Regions from separate parts of the Mus musculus genome. Here region 2 is linked to region 1. A link is a loop called in an ENCODE intact Hi-C map of the cell type or tissue named here. Cell type or tissue: left cerebral cortex. All regions are shown on one strand. Region 1 overlaps Abtb2 (ankyrin repeat and BTB (POZ) domain containing 2). Region 2 overlaps Abtb2 (ankyrin repeat and BTB (POZ) domain containing 2).

Evidence for each region. A loop is a pair of places that touch in the nucleus more often than their neighbours do. Peaks named below come from ENCODE experiments on the same cell type or tissue, not always from the same donor. Only the 100,000 strongest peaks of a DNase experiment are listed, where the experiment ranks them.
Region 2: it touches region 1 in a loop (1.8-fold over the local background); 3 of 42 quality-filtered maps call a loop at or near these places.

The regions. Positions count from the first base shown.
Region 1 is chr2:103,627,417-103,635,416 of GRCm38, forward strand. The region is part of intron 1 of Abtb2 (ankyrin repeat and BTB (POZ) domain containing 2); the gene reads left to right. 8030431J09Rik (a long non-coding RNA gene) reads left to right here. Exons shown (of 2, transcript XR_866592.2): 2 at 1-8,000. Among named protein-coding and RNA genes, the nearest start is that of 8030431J09Rik, 59 kb to the left of the region's middle. RefSeq lists an enhancer at 1-116. In left cerebral cortex, a CTCF peak has its summit at 4,731 (motif pointing left); no DNase peak of the experiment used is centred here.
Region 2 is chr2:103,685,700-103,693,699 of GRCm38, forward strand. All of the region lies in intron 3 of Abtb2 (ankyrin repeat and BTB (POZ) domain containing 2), which reads left to right. Among named protein-coding and RNA genes, the nearest start is that of Nat10, 72 kb to the right of the region's middle. In left cerebral cortex, no CTCF peak of the experiment used is centred here; a DNase peak (open chromatin) is centred at 4,903.

The sequences.
Region 1 (8,000 bases):
AGGAAAAATAGAAAAGGAACAGTGGTTAGAGGAATGGCACCTCCCACCTCCTACCCCCAAAGGAAACGGTTTTATATATTTTTACTATCCAGTCAATCTTCCCAGTGCAGACAAACTTTAAAACTGGAGCACAGCAGAAATGTTAAGGTTATCTGTAATCCCCTTGCTTAGTGTTTGTGTCTTCAAGATGTGGAGATTGTCTTTACAAGAATGTCAGACTTTGAATGCTGTTTTCACTGAGCACACCTTTTTAACTCAACAAATACAGGTTTTCAAAGTCTTTAAATTTTTCACATTTAAGTGTGTATGTGTTTGTGTGTTTGTGTGCACGTGTGTGGAGATCAGAGTTTGGTTTTCTCCTTCACTGTGTGGATTCCAGGTCTTGAACTCACTGTCACTCTTGGCAGCAAGCACACTTGCCTTCTGAACTATCTTGCCCACCACTCCATACTCATGTTTAAAGTCTTGCAAGGTGTTTCATTATACAAGATGTCCTGTATCGCTGTGGAATTAATATGTCCTCCCAAATTCATATGCTGAAATGTTATCATGCCAGATGACTCCACTATAGTGGTTCATATCTGTAATCCAGTATATATGAAGCTGAGGATTATGTAAATACTGTGAACTTGGGGCAAACCTGGCCTACATAGTAATTAGTTTCAACCCAGCCCAGAATAAAGAGTGAGAATCTGACTCAAAAGCAGAAAAATGAAAAATCTAAGTACCAGCCAGACATTGTAGAGCATACTTATAATCCCAGCACTTGGGAGAATGAGGCAAGAGCATCATAAGTTCAAGGCCAACCTAGGCTACTTAGCAAGGTCCTGTTGCTACCTACCTCTCCCTACAAAAATAAGCAAACCGCTAATTTCCTACTTGCTGCGATTAGAAATTACAAGTCTTAGGAACCCAGTCATCAGACTATTAGCCTCAGACAGGGTTACGAGGTAGAGTCCTAATACTAAGAGATTCCAAAAGGCTAGCTGGCACCACCTCTTTGACCATGCAAGGTCACAGCTACAAAGAGAGTGGGTCAAGAGAGTAGGCCCACCCTGCATACCAAGTTTGCCTTGGTCTTGTACTTCCAGCCTTCAGAACAGTGACAAAGAATTTTCTATCAGCTTATAAGCCATGCAGTTTATGGTATTTTGCAATGGCAGCTCCAAGATACAAAGATAAACATGTAGCATCACTTTTCTTGGACACTGTGGTTTACAGTCTTTTTCTCTTATCATTATTGCTATGGACTACAGCTGTACCCAAATATTGCACAGGGTCTTATGCATTTACTCAGGATACTTTTCTTCCACAGTCTAAAAATGCACCATTTGGCTAGAAGGAAAGAAACAGTGTTGCTTCTTCTTTTCTTTTCCTTTCTTTTCCTTTCTTTTTCAGGCAGAAACAGTGTTTCAAGAGCTAGGAAGAGAGTTGGCTCGATCCTGGAGTGCAGTTCTATGTCCTCCCTATCAGCTTCTTCACATGAAAAAGCTGTCAGCAACCTGGACTCATTGGTGCCGCTTCATTGTAGCAAATAGCTGTTGTTACTCATTAGTTCTTTTGAAGAAAACAAACGATTTGGGCTTTGGAACTCACTGACCTATAGGCCCACCAGGAGGCCACAAAAGGTTACGCAGAGAGCAGAGAGAGTATCGATGGTTTCAGGTCCAGAGGCTTTGCAGTGGGTTGAAAGCATGGTGGTGTAAGTTCTGATAGGAGACACAGGTCTGAGGCTTGAGCGGGTGTGCTAGCCAGAGAAGTCAGAGAGTTTCTTGGCACTGCACAGGTAGGAGCCATCATGATAGAGTAGAGCAGCCTCAACTCAGCTCAGCAGAGCCAATGAACTGAGTAAGAGGGTTAGAGGATGTTCCAAGTGCTTGTGGAAAGCACCTGAACATCTTCTAGAAGGAGGTACGTTCTGAATTGGCAGAAAGAGGAAAAAAAAAAGTGGCCTCAGGCAGTTCTCAAAGGTGAGAAGACTGGTGATGGCTGCAGGCTACAGGAAAGGCTATGCTGAGTGGGCACAGGGAGAGCTGCGTGATGTCCTCCCTGGTGTGCCTGTTGGAGCTAACCCAGCAGGCAGGGAGCAGAGCAGACAGGAGCATAGCTAGGGTGCTCAGCTCCCTAGTCGCCCTCCTTCCTTTTTGGTAATGTGAAGAGTTTGACATGAAGCCTACAGATCTGAAATCTCATCCCAACTAATTCCGTTCTTTCTGCCTATGATTCCTTGTGTCCTCTGTTCAACAAGAACCTCTTGCATGGGAGTCTCCTGTTACACAAAGCATATGGAATACTGGCTAAACCTTCCAGTGTAGATCCAAATGTTCTAAGCCCTCACTTCCTTCTCTGTGAAGGGAAATGAAGTCTTGACTTCTCATGGAGTTACAGGGGGAATGAAAGATTGTGTTGCAAAGTGTGGCAGTTGCCGACGCCCAGGAAACAGCAGTGCTGACTTTGGTGAAGAAAGCAGAGTCAGGTCTCCATTACACTCATTCAGCCACACTAACCAGGGACTTCATGCACCCGTTCAGATTTCATTTCACAGGAGGACAATGGTTTCTGGTTTCTGTTTAGCTTTCATTGGTGGCAGTTAGGATATGAAGGGGAAGGCAGACGGCCTGTACATACACGCTCTACCTCAGAGCTGTGTTCCTGTGAGCTTTTCACAAACCATTAGACATTAGACCACCTGGGGGTTAATCATGGTCTGCCACCACTGTGCCTCTATAGAGGCGGGCATCTTTGGACATCTTCCCAGACTGCTTGATGGTCTCTTGACTTGGGGCACCTCTCTGTGCTTCCACTGGGCATTTCATCTCCAGCTTGGAAATGCCAGCACACAGCAGCACATGTACATTTACTTACCTTTCCCCCTGCAGAACGGTGATGCCGACAAGCTCAGACCCTATTGAGCCTACAGGAAATCAAAATAGAGCCTTATCAGTGGACTGGGACTGCTGATGGTTTACTAAGAACCTAAGCATCAATTAATCCCCAACGTGTTCTCAGAATGCACCTCAAGAGAGAAGGCTCCATAAAAGATTCCATAGCTAAATGTGTTTAGGAAGTATATGATACTGTCTTTGTCTTTTTGTCATTTTATTGCACATTTGCATATTCAAGGGCCTGAGAAGTCAGGCAGTAGAGAAATAAATAACACTGTTTAGCCCACTAATATTCAAGGCATGAACTGTGGACATTATTTTCACATAACATTTATCAGCAACTCTGGGAGTTGCTAGGAAAAAACACTGAAGAGATTCCGTGCTACTTGCTTGTCTCCAATGTTTATAACAAGCATTACGTGACTATTAACAAAAGATAATGTTTTTGTTTGTTTTTGCTTTGTTTATGGTACAGGAAAATGAAATTCAGACGACCCTTTCTTTTTCACTTTTTGCAGCTACTTGCTTTTAGGTTTGATCACAAAGCACTCAGGGTATCCTTACAAATCCACTGCCCTCCTAAAACCCTCAGGGTCATGACACATTGTAAAGCTGGATCAACTGGTAAAGACATAAATGTGACTAATAAAAGTAAAATGTAAACCTTCAAAGATGTTCTTTGGACCATAGACTCACCAGGGTTATACCCAAGTAGATTAATTTTAACCTTTAAATGTATTCTTCTCAGCAGTGGGCATCTGCTGAGCTGGCTCCTCACCCAGTCATCCCAGCTTTTACATTGTATTTGGCAAGCAGCATAAAGCCCCAGGGTGATGGATTTACCCTAGAAACAATCTTTCATATTCTTTATGTCTTTGGGAGTGGCACTCATCCGAGAAGCTGCCTTGAAAGTGGAATTGCTTTGACGAGACACATTTAAGAATACAGGCGTCTTTGCCTGGCCGTGCAGTAGAAATCAGGATGCATTAGCAGACCCCAGCCAGCCACACTGCTCACCTCCTCACACCATCTGGGAAGGGTGGAGATGTGAGCCTGCAGGTCAACACTGTTTTGAACCTGAGAGTCCATTAGGTTACCGCTGAGCCTCTATGCAGTTGAACAAGAATGGCCGGGTCAGCTGCAAGCCCTTGTTTATTATTATAGTCTCCTTGCACATCCTCCCTACCCTGTCTCTTCTGTGACTGGTCAGAGTGATTTGATTTGACATCCCAGCATTTGAGACTTGTCAAGTGCCGTAACCCTAAGCAGTACTAATATTGAAAACTATACTTGAGATTTATGCGATCCAGATGTGTATGCCAGTAAAGCCAAGATGAGATGGCAGGCTTGGGGCGTGGGAGGGGCTGCGTTGGGGAAGTGTGTATGGAAGGAGTCACGTGGTATGTATAGCCAAATAGAAGTTTGTGTATTAATATTTTCCCTTAAGAATAGTAACTGGATTATGAAGTGTAACTTCAAGTAAGGACTAGCACTAGTTTTATTTGCAGCCAAAAATAACTGATTAAATCCAGGGGAGAAGAAAGACAATCTATTTTAAATGTTTTTTGAAAACTTAAAATTGGTCAGGACCCTTGGTCTTGGGAATCATTAGTCACCTTTGGTCAGGGGTTTGACATGACTCTGCAATGCTGCATTTCTCCTGTCTGAAAGTGGTGGCATTTCTAGTTGGTATCATTCAGGAGCCTCCCATAAGAAATAAAATCCCCCGGGGCTGGTGAGATGGCTCAGTGGGTAAGAGCACCCGACTGCTCTTCCAAAGGTCCGGAGTTCAAATCCCAGCAACCACATGGTGGCTCACAACCATCTGCAACAAGATCTGACGCCCTCTTCTGGAGTGTCTGAAGACAGCTACAGTGTACTTACATATAATAAATAAATAAATCTTAAAAAAAAAAAAAAAGAAATAAAATCCCACTTCCAGGTCACCAGGGCAAAGCCTTCCCACACTGGTGACACCTGGGTGTTGTTTCTAGTTCTTAGAAGTTGGTGAGCTGATGAATTAAAGGTGCAAAGGTCTCTTCAGATACTAGGTGTTAGCACTGCGTGGAGGAGTGGCAGAGCCAGTGCCACTTCCAGCAAGATCATGACCTTCTTGAGCCAGGGCCTCCCCTACCTCAGATGTCAAGGCCATGCCCAGCTGTCCTGATGAGAGGAATGCAAGTGCCCTGTCTAACAGGGAGCCAGAGTTTTAGAGATATGCTTGGCATGAAAGGCAGGCAGTGTGTGATTATCCCTTAGCATACAGTGCGCAATTAACTCTGCTTAACTATTCCAGGGAAACTAGTCATACCACTGCAAACGCAGATGAAAGGTGATCCCAAAAGGGAGGTGTGGAGCTAGGGGCCACCTAAGTGGAGGTGACTTGGGGTAGACAGGGTGTTGATGGGAGCTGTGATTGTGGTTCATAGCTTTTCATCTATGACTGGTTCTAGGCAGGAAATCGAAGATCGGATTGCTGTGTCAGCCCCTCTTAGGGCAGGGTAAAAAGGAAATGACACTGTGTTCAAGGGAAGCCTGTGGTAGTTTTGTCCCCAGAGTTGTTTCTGGAGAAAAATCTAGTGTGCTGTGTGTCATCTCCACAGAGAATGTGGTGTTGTATGTCAGGGTGGGAGGGATTTTAGTAGCTTTTCTTCATCTTTATTTACAGCCCCAAGTCAATGAGGTAAGGGCATGTTGGTAACTCAGACTCTCCTCCATCCAGCTTTAGCCTGGGGCTTACAGCCCTGTTCTGAGTCAGGTCTTGAGTAAGAATGCTGTCTCGGACCCAAGCCAAATGTATTCCAAATGATGGAATCTGATTTTTCCTGTTGGGTTTTGAGTCAAGAGAATTGGAGTGATGTGCGATTGGGCCCCCATGGTCTACCACACAGAAAGCCAAGGTGCAATCAGGGAAGGAGGGTTTGGCAGGGTTTGCCTGCAGCCCAGGTGAGTCATTACCACCTGGGAAGCATCCTGGCCCTCTGGGAGGCTGGGAGGGTCCCAGGTAGGAGTCAGCAGTCAGGGCGGCCAGTCCAGTTCTTCATTGCCGTCATCACCTTCCGTAAGCCGGAATGACTGGCAACCTGTGCCTAAGGAGCTGAGCTGGCTGGAAGCAGAGAAGCAGAAAACGTTTCCAGGTTGAGAGCTCATTGTGGATTTCCAAGGCACATTAGTGTTAGTGTATTGTTATGCTGAGCCAAGTCTGTGTATCTCACTCTTACATCACATAGGGAGGGTCTCAGGTCTGCAAGGATTTCTTCAGATCTGTTCTCTGACTTTGAACTTACTAAGATACAGTGAGAGCTGCCTGGCCAAAATTCATTCATTCATTCATACCTACCACCCCCTCCTTGTGTAGTGCTATGAGTCAAATTCAGAACTTTTGTGCGCCATAGACAAGCCTCTACCACTAAGACACATGCCCAGATATTTTTCTCTTAATGTTATCCAGCAGAAGTTCTTTTCAAAAATAAAAATTATGTATATAGCCAGGTGGTGTTGGCATAGGACAATCAGGACGACACACAGAAACCCTGTCTTTGGGGATGTGTGTGTGTGTGTGTGTGTGTGTGTGTGTGTGTGTATCCCATTGCAACCCACCATTTCATACATAAGGACTTACTGGAAAAGCAATAGACAGAATAAGCCAGCTAAATGACTGCAGCATTATTAATAGAAGGCAAAGCAAGAATCTGGGTGAGAGGCATGTATTGGAGTGAGAATCTGGGTGAGAGGCATGTATTGGAGTGAGAATCTGGGTGAGAGGCATGTATTGGAGGAGGTATCAGGGAAGGAAGGTAGGCTGGTGGTTAAGAGTCTGATGTGGGTGTCTAACAGTCTGAGTTTTAATCCTAGCTCTGTGGCTTACCAACTGTGACCTTGGCTCTGACTTTCTCTTTTCTTACTGTAAGATGAGGTGATAGTACCATAAATTAGTCTGAGAACTGAGTGCCTTTTCCACAAAGTACTTAGCAAGTGAAGGCTGTTAGCATACTTATTATCCCTTCTCCCATAGCAACTGATTGAGTGATGTCCTCCATACCACTCAGAGTGTCAGATTGCCTTTCTCTTTCCTATATTGCTGTTTCAATGCTACTGCAGAAGAACATGTAAGTTCTTAGGAAGCTTGATCTTGAAGCTAGACCTGCAGCCAGTTCTCCTCTGGAGGACCCATTGTCAAGAGGGATCCTGCTTCTTCCATCTGCTCTCTCAGTGTTGCTTAGATGGGAAAACCATCAAGAGGTCCATCATTTGCATAGAGTGTATATGAGAGAAAGACAGACAGACAGAAAGAGACAGAGACAGTGAGAGACAGAGACAGTGAGAGACAGAGACAGAGAGACAAAGAGAAAAAACACACAGAGAGACAGAGTTATCTAGGGTGATGAAGAGGCCAGAGAGCCATCATGCCGTCTCCCTTCCATGTCCCTTGCTAGCTTAGTCTCCAAAGCAGTGAGCTAGAAGCAGCTGATTATCTAGCAGAGACCCCAAGCTTTCTAATGACAGGCTCAGCCCTGGGTAGGCTCACTTTTCTTTCCAAGTTGAAATAAGGACATATTCTAAACAAAACAATTAAAGCAGACCCCTGGTGTCTCCTTGGCCAGTTTTCATAGAACATCACAGCCAGTAATGAAAGGAAAGTAAGCCCTATGACAGAAGTCAGGCGGAGACTTTTCCCACCCTTCCATTCCTGGGACCCAGGAATAATAACAATAGTAAGCATGAGAAAAGTTAAACTTGTGGAATGTTTACATGTTACAGTACTATTTAAACACTATACATGTGAGTTACTTAGCCCCCCCCCCCAACAATCTTTTGAAGGATATTCTATTATTATTCTTTTTACAGATATGGAAATTAGAGTAGAGGAATCAAGCAAGCTGCTAAAGGTCACACAGCTAGGACTGAGTGGTCAGGTCAGTTTTAGAACCCAGACAGTCTGGAATTCACACTTTTTAAAGACCAATTTTCTGAGTCTATATTTACTTAAAAATGTATCTAAACAGAAACACACCACAGCAACTGTTTGTTTTTTTGTTTGTTTGTTTTTAGCAGTCTTCTTCTGTTCTTTACAGTCATTATTATATTAAGGTCTCCTGGCAACCCAGTGGACCA
Region 2 (8,000 bases), 58 kb after region 1:
TCAGGCTCCTCTGTGGCAGGAGTCCATTATCTGCATGTGGTGGTAGCCACTGAGTTTGAATAGTAACAGACACATGTGTATGCGTTTAGAAACCAATTATCTAGAAACCACACTCTGCAGCATGAGTCTACTGGTCACAAAGGTATTTTTCCATGAATCATTTCAAACAAGTATTAGATTGGTAGGAAATTGGAACCACCACTGTGGGAGCAATGAAATCCAAAATTTTCAAATCTTAATACAGACAAGCAGATGCTTCTGCGATCCCAGGTACACAGTGCTTCATGAACTGGTCCCCCTCTGCTGATGTAGGCCCTGCTGTGCCTCAGACCTTCTTGGACAGGACAGACCCTAGAGGCTGTGGAGACAGTGCTGGGCTGGGCCTCAGAGCCCCTTGAGTCTCTGCTACCCCAACACCCTTACCAAATAGCTGAGAAAATTTGCCTCCTTGCAGTAACTGGAGTTTGCCAGGATCCTAGGGCTTTGTTTTTGTGAGCTCACAATACTCCCCTGACTCTACCTGCTTCCTCCCCTGAGGCCCTTCCTCGCTCATCTCAGAAATGTGCAACCCAAACTGCTCAGAGACTGTGATTCCAGGTGTGGCAGTGAAGGTGTGGCCTGAAGTCCTTTCTTGGGGACTGATGTCTGGGTCTCTTTGGGACTCTTAAGTGATCTCTCATTCACCACCTATTCCAAGGGGACTCATTTTGGCGGCGTGGCTATTCAAGTCTTCTCTATTTGTGTTATAAGAAATATACTATGATTTCGTCTAGGGAGGGACCTTGAGTGACCATAGCTCTGCAGATAAAGAGCAGCAACATGCTAGCATCCCTTTTGTGTGGAGCACATTGTGTGACATTCCCTACTAAGCCTATACTGTTCAGTGGGGCCTCAGTATCTCTCTGCAAGGCAACCTTCCCCTAGACCTGTGAGCTCTGTGCTTGGGAAGGGAGTTAAAAAAGAAAAAACAGTAGGAAATTAGAGTCACATGCAGGGCAGGGCTTGTGAAAACGAGTGGGAAAGCATTCTACTGACCTGAATCAGGCCAGGAATAGTGTACACACTCTGTGGCAGAGTCCTGAGTTCATCCACATATCTCTCTTGACAGGGAAAATAACTCTACACTAGAGTGTGTGTGTGTGAGAGAGAGAAAGAGAGAGAGAGAGAGAGAGAGAGAGAGAGAGAGAGAGAGAGAGAGAGAGAGATGTGAGATGTATTATTATGGCCCTTTTAAAGAGCATTCTATCCATTTCTGTTTCTTATGATCATATTTTTCAGAAGGGTGGTGTATCAGGCCTGGGCCTAACTGGTGAATGACTAGAAGAGACTAGAACTATACTCCTGAGCCCTGGGCCCTTGGCTTTTTACAGTGTTTCAGATCTCTCTTCTCCCTGACCCCAAAGCTCTCAGACATCATGAGTGTGTCCCAGCTTTCAGGTCTACCCCTTCAGGGCCCCTATAGCCTTACCTGCCTCATCTCTACCAGGACCCCACTTGTTAGCCTTGAGAGCTCTGCCCTCCCAGGATGCCTTGCTCCCTGGCAGCTCAGTGTCACAGCACCAGCCAGACACACAAGGCAGGGCCTAGAACACAGGATTAGTCACAGCTGCTGCCCTGTGGGGTGTGTCACCAAGAGATTAAGCTTAGAAAGTGAAAGAAGCTCCTGTCAGGGATCCAGGAGTCTGTGGATCCCTCCCCTGAGGCCTGGAAGAGGATGGGCAACCATCTGGCCATGTGGTCCTTGATGGTGGTAATGCCTGGAGGCAGAGGGTTGGCCAGCTGGGGTGGTAGCCTAGACTATAACCATCCTGAGGAATGAGGAGAAGGAGGACTGTATAGACATGCATGGGAGGCAAGAGACCTGTTCTCTTGCCAGCAAATTGCTGGAAGATGTCATCAGTCATTAAGAATGGAAGGAGACACAGAGTTAAATGTTCAGGGTCAGATTGGGGTAAGGTGACCAGACCTGTGCATCAGAGCCCAGGACCCTGAAGAAGTAAGGCCAGGGAGAAAAAGTGGTAGTTACAATGGCTACCAGGCTATTTGCTCAAAACGTGGGCCCTAGCTGCAGTTCCTGACCTCCCTCCCTCAGCTCTACATAGTGCCTCTTTGTAGAGGGAGACCTCTTCCAGAGGCTTTTGCCAGTATCTCAGACCCTAAACCAAGAGTGTCTGTACTGGGATGGAACCTTGCAAGACCTGCTGTCATTGAGTCTTCATTCAGTTAGTGTAGTCTTATCTAAAGAATAAAGTTGTGCTCAAAGATACACTTTTTGAACTCAGCCTTGCTGCATTTCAGAACCTTCAGCCATCAGTGTGAGAGGAAGCTTGAATTTTGTGGCAGTGTGTTAGGTTGGCTCTCTGGATCAAAGCCTGCCTAGCTTCAAATCCCCAAACCAGATGGCCTCATGCCTGTCACTTCAGCTTTATGTCTCAATTCTGCTTAGCATAGGAACAATAGTAGCAACTTCAGGATGCTCTAAGATTAATATATAAATATATATAACAGTGTCTGGCATGTGGTATATGTGAAGTCTTCATTACCACATTAAGGATAATCTCTGAGAAGACTAGAATTGTTGATAGACCCTGGCAGATCAGACCAAGGACTTTAAATAGCCCTCACAACACAACCAGAGAAAATTATGACTTAAGCATGGCTTAAACAACAAAAACACAGGGCTTCTGGTATTCCCAGATGCAAATATCATGGCAAATGAATTCACACTTTAAAGGAACAAAACTTTGGTAGGACACCTCCACCTAACCCCCAGTCATTACCAGTTCCTAGTTAGCAAATGTTTCAATGTCAGGCTGTGGGTTAGTAGTTTGCCGTTGGTGAGCATATCCTCGGAGATGTGTTCTAAGAGTCCAGTTCAGCGTTTCTTCCTCTGATTCCCAGAGACTGTTCCTTCTTGGTAATATGAAATTCCAGGCCTGCTTCTTTAGATGGCTCCCCAAGTTCTGGGGACATGACCCTTACTTACACAGATGAGCCCCACAGTGAGGACAGGCATCTATTTTCCTTTGTTCTGTTCCAGATGCAGAAGGGTGATGTTCAGAGGCACCCACCGGTTGGTGTTCGTTGAGTCTAAGTGGCTCGTTAATCTTTTGCTCAGCTTGCGAAAGTGTTTTCTTATCACATAATAGAGATGATGGTGATGGGAGCTTCATGCTACTGACTTGTGATTCCCTTAAATACCACTTCAAGAAGATTTGCAATGTTAAGCTCTTTTCTCCATGCCTCTTCCCCGCTTTTTGTGCATTAAATCTCCATCTGTTTACCCAAAATGGAAGTAAATGAAATAATAGCTATTGAGTGGTTTAAGTATTGCTTCCATGTTCCCCCACTTTGCATTGCCAGTAACCTCCACAAGGACTGGTATGTAGTTTTCAGATCACACTGAGGGCCGTCTCTCCCATCCAACACATTCCCTGTCATCTCTCCCTCTTTTTTCTTTTTGAAATGATCTTGTTTAAGTGTAAATCTACTTGTTTGGCCATTTCTCACCCCTTGAAAATGTAAACATCATGAGTCTTCTTTGTTTCTGACATAGAACAGTTCCTGAAACACAAATTATTAAATATTGTCTTCAGCTAGCAAAATAGCCAATGGCATCTAATGGTTGGGGTCTGTGAAGTTAGGGCAAAGGGGTTCCTGTTTTATCATTTACCAGATATGTGACTGCAAGCATTTAATTTCCCAAACCTCTTACTTGAAGTGGAAATGACTTGACCTATTTCCAACTGAGTTCATGGAGATCAAATAAGGTAATACACAATATAAGCTCCCCATATGTGGTAATTGCTAATGAACTGTGCAGATGTTATTATCATAAACTTATGGAAGGACTAAAATAGTCATGTTTAGTTCACAGATAATCCCAAAACATTGGTAAGCTTAAAAATCATATCTACTCAAAGTGCGTATTTTCCCCCTTTGCTAGTATACTTCCCTCTTCAGTGTCTGTCTTTACTTTCTTGTAACTCAGCAGGAGGTAAGGAACCTGGTGAGGAGCAAAGAGGATGGAGGTAGACCAGATGTCCCAAGTTGAGAACTAAGGTGAAGTGAGAATTGTTTGAAACTGAAGTGTTTATAGATGTATTAGAGTTTAAACTACTATCCGAGGATTCAGAGTATTCTACAGCCTTGATTTTCTCTGGCCAAGCAAACTATCAGTCATTTTCCAACATTCATTTGTATTGTGTTCCTGGCCTCCTGCTCATTAAGGTTCAGCTACCATGGTACCTGTGTGTGACCTGCTGCCAATGCATACCTAGGAGCAATATGATCTGACTTGATTATCTTTGTTGTTTCGGTAAGAAGCAAGAATTCAGCCTAGTAGAATATATTACTCTATCTTACCCACACTCCAGAGGGGAGGGGAGTCAATAGTCACTTCTGATGGCACTTCAGGATGGCAGTCCAGGATGCATCATTCTTAGAGAACATTAAGGGATTTTGTGTAGACCCTCAACATTAAGATCAAGCCTGACAGTCTCTGAAGCACTTTACCCAGCTCCGTAACAGTTCCTTGCCCATAGCTCTTGGAGGAAACTTTTCTTGTTCCCATTTACAGCAGACTGTAGGTCTGAGCAGGACCTGGGGGCCTGAGGAGGACCCAGACATGCCAAGGTCTCAGCTAGAAAGAAAGAGGCAAAGTAGAGTTCAGGCCGGGAATTCTGATTATAACAAACCAGGGACTTCTTACTGTGCACTCTCTCTTGCCTTCCCCAGACTGAGAGGGCAAGTCTCGGACCTCTCCATCAGCTCCCTCCCCTCCACTGTGACATGGGTGGCTGGCTCTCAACTGCTTCCCATCAGACTTGGTTTGCTAGCTCTGGGTGGCCAGCCTGAATGTGGGCATCTGCCAACATCCGAGAAGGAGCGAGCCAGGGATTTGGAGCAGACAAAGAAAGTGGCAGTGCCAGATAATAGAGTACGGAGACAGAACAGGATCCTGGCCAGGCCTCTGACAAGTGCCCCTGCGGGCTGCCCCTTGCCTGGGACTTCCTGTCCCATTGTTACAACCGCCAGTCTTCACACACACAAAAAAAGAAGACTGGGAACTGCCCAGCCCAGGCTTCATTCATTTGGAGTTACATGACAGCAACAATCCCTTTTGTCTGTAGTGTGGCTGTGTTTCTGAGAGTGCCTGGTATAGGGAAGGCCTCCCTCTCAAGGGATCCTGCATTTTTGAGGTGCTTCCGAGGCCCTTCTGGAGATGATTCAGACCCTGACAGTGCGAGCAGCTAGGAGCTTTAGCAGATCAAGAGCCAGACCAGGCTCGTTTTCTGGCCTGCCCTCACCTGCCTTCCAGGCATCTCCTTAGATTTATTCCTTCCCACACAACCCAGACAAGCAGCCTCTCAGCTGGCTGTGGCTTGCCCTGCCCCCTCCCTTTCCCATGTTTAGTATATGCAGTTTTGGAATGGGGTTTTTAATATTTTGAGTGCACTCTTTGAGACGCTGGTGTCCAGCTTTCAGTTCAGAGTCTGTCGAGGATGTGAGTAAAGGTGGAGTCTGGGCAGCATGGGTACATGGCCCACGGAGGTGTCCCATTACACCTCCTATTTCTCTATTGGCCAGCAGATTCAATGTGCCCTATATGGCAGCTGGACATCATGGAAGATCCCAGTACATTTGTCATGTTTTCTAAGGGCCAGTCTAGTTATGGTTTGACTACTATATGACCTGAGTGATGTGCCTTGGCTTTCACACTGGTAAGACATGAACTCATGACAAACCTCTCTGGCAAGCAGCTGAAGGGTCAAAGGTGATATGCAAATGGCCTCAGGCTTGCTTGGCATAAGTTGGTGCCCAGATCCTAGCAATATAGTATGCAAGTCAGAAGTCTGTGCCAGAGTATTCACAGGGCTGCAGTTGGGCTATAGGTGTAGAAAGCAGAGTTAGATCCAGCACGGGAGCCTGCCTTTTCTTCCTCATTTCTGACTGCTGCCTCCCATCCACATCCCCACCCCCATCCACAGGGTCACTATTTACCTATCAGGAATTCCTCTCTACATGAGATCATCTCTGTCTACCCTAAGTTCAACATAGGTTGTTTCCCAGACATTTTTAGAAGCTCCATATGTGACACTTTCGAGTGTGTCACCTTTCTTCCCTAGACCGCAGGTGAGTGGGGAAGCAGATAGAGTATGATTTCACTCAGCTACATTTGAATAGAAATACCATTTCCAGGGCCTAGCTCAAAAACTCCACCATGTTCCCCATCCCAGCAGGTAGATGTCTGTGGGATAAATATCAAGTTGTCTTGGGAACAACTGAGCCCTGGGATCCTGATAAGGCTACCTTCCTGGCAGAGTCCAATGAGCTGTGGCAAGTGCCCACAAGAGAAAAGAGTATTTGCATAGGTTGGAAGTCCTGGCCTGTCTGGCTTTTAGATGGTGAGAGAATGTATGGTCCGTAGTCAGCTGTGTCAGCGAGTATGGAAAGAGAAAGTGGGTCTCTGGCACATGGCAGCACTGGGCCCTGTGGATGATGTGTGACCTATCGTCCAAGAAAGCCACACCGGTGGCCCAGGAGTTGAGAAAGGTTTGCTGTCACACTCCTGCCACCCCATGTGTGTGGGTAGCAGTGATACCCTGGCCTGCTGGATCAGTCCAGCAACAATGCCGAGACATGCTAGCCTGAGAATGGATCTGATAGCCTCAACTATGAAGGCTTAAGGCCCTTCCTGCTACGTGGAAAAGGGTGTGGTGGCGACCTGCATGTAGTCTCCATTGGCACCTAGACCTCCTCACCCACATAAGATACCTCCAGGAGTCGAGGCCGGTTGTGATCTTTCCATCATGACTCAAGGCTGCATGTTAGCACAACCACATCACCACATCTGCCTCTCCCTTTCCTGCCTTATCCTAGTTTTCCAGCTACTTTCCTAGAGCTACCTTAGCCCCAGTCTGCCTGGTTCTAGGAAGTCCTCATGAGACATTGCCAGCTTTTTATCTAGGAATTAACTGTTTTTATCTAAAAAGAATATTCAAGTTACCTGAAGCCTTCAGGAACAAAAGACTAGGAAGTCTCTCTTTGCCTTCAGAGTGCAGCTCAGGAGTAAATGGACCCCTGAGAACATGACCCAAGGGCTGAGTAAGAAATATGCCCTTTGTTATAAACTCAGTAGATGGCTCCTAATGGACTTTCTTTGCTGAAAGATGGCAGGAGATGACAGTGAGCCTTAGAAAAATTGTACTCAAGGGAAAAGCCCACAAAATCCCACACAAATAAAAGAATACAAACCTGGTAAGTCCTGTATGTCATAGGGCATGTTGCTGAAGGGGAGCATGGAGGTATGCCAAGCTGGTGGGTGGGAGGAAATGCCCTTGCAAAACAGGTAGTGTGGATCAGGCAGAGGGACTGCTGTGGACAAAGATTCTTTAGTCAAGTGCCCTAACACTGTGAGGATGAAGTGCCTCTTTATACCTGGCCATCCCCGTGTTGGCAACAGCACTTTCCTTCTCTCTCAAAAGTGGTCCAGAGTGGGAGACATATTACAGATGCCCCTCTTATTGTGAGATGGGTCACATCTTGGTAGAATCATTATTTTTAAATATCTCAGGTAAAAACATTCACTGATCTGGACACTATTTCATTTTTTTGTTTTGTTTTGTGTTCTTGAGATTCAGTCTGGTCTTGCTGCATAGCTCAGTCTAGTGTAAAATTCATTCTGTAGGCTAGATGCCCATCAAGTCATGATTCTCTTACCCCTGTCTCCCAAGTGCTAGAATTACAGATGTGTGCTTCCATGCCTAGACGACCAAAGACTGATCATAAATATAGATTCTATGTAATAAATGGTTGTTGAATACTTAAATAAAAGTAAAAAGCATGATGGCTGCATGAGTGCATGCTTGCCATATCCCAAAGTTTAAAATACCATTAGGTAAAGTCAGCCAGACATGGTGACACACAACGTTGAAGGCCTGTGTAGTCTGCATAGTAAGTTCCGGGTTAGCCTAGACTACATGGTGAGACCTTATCAA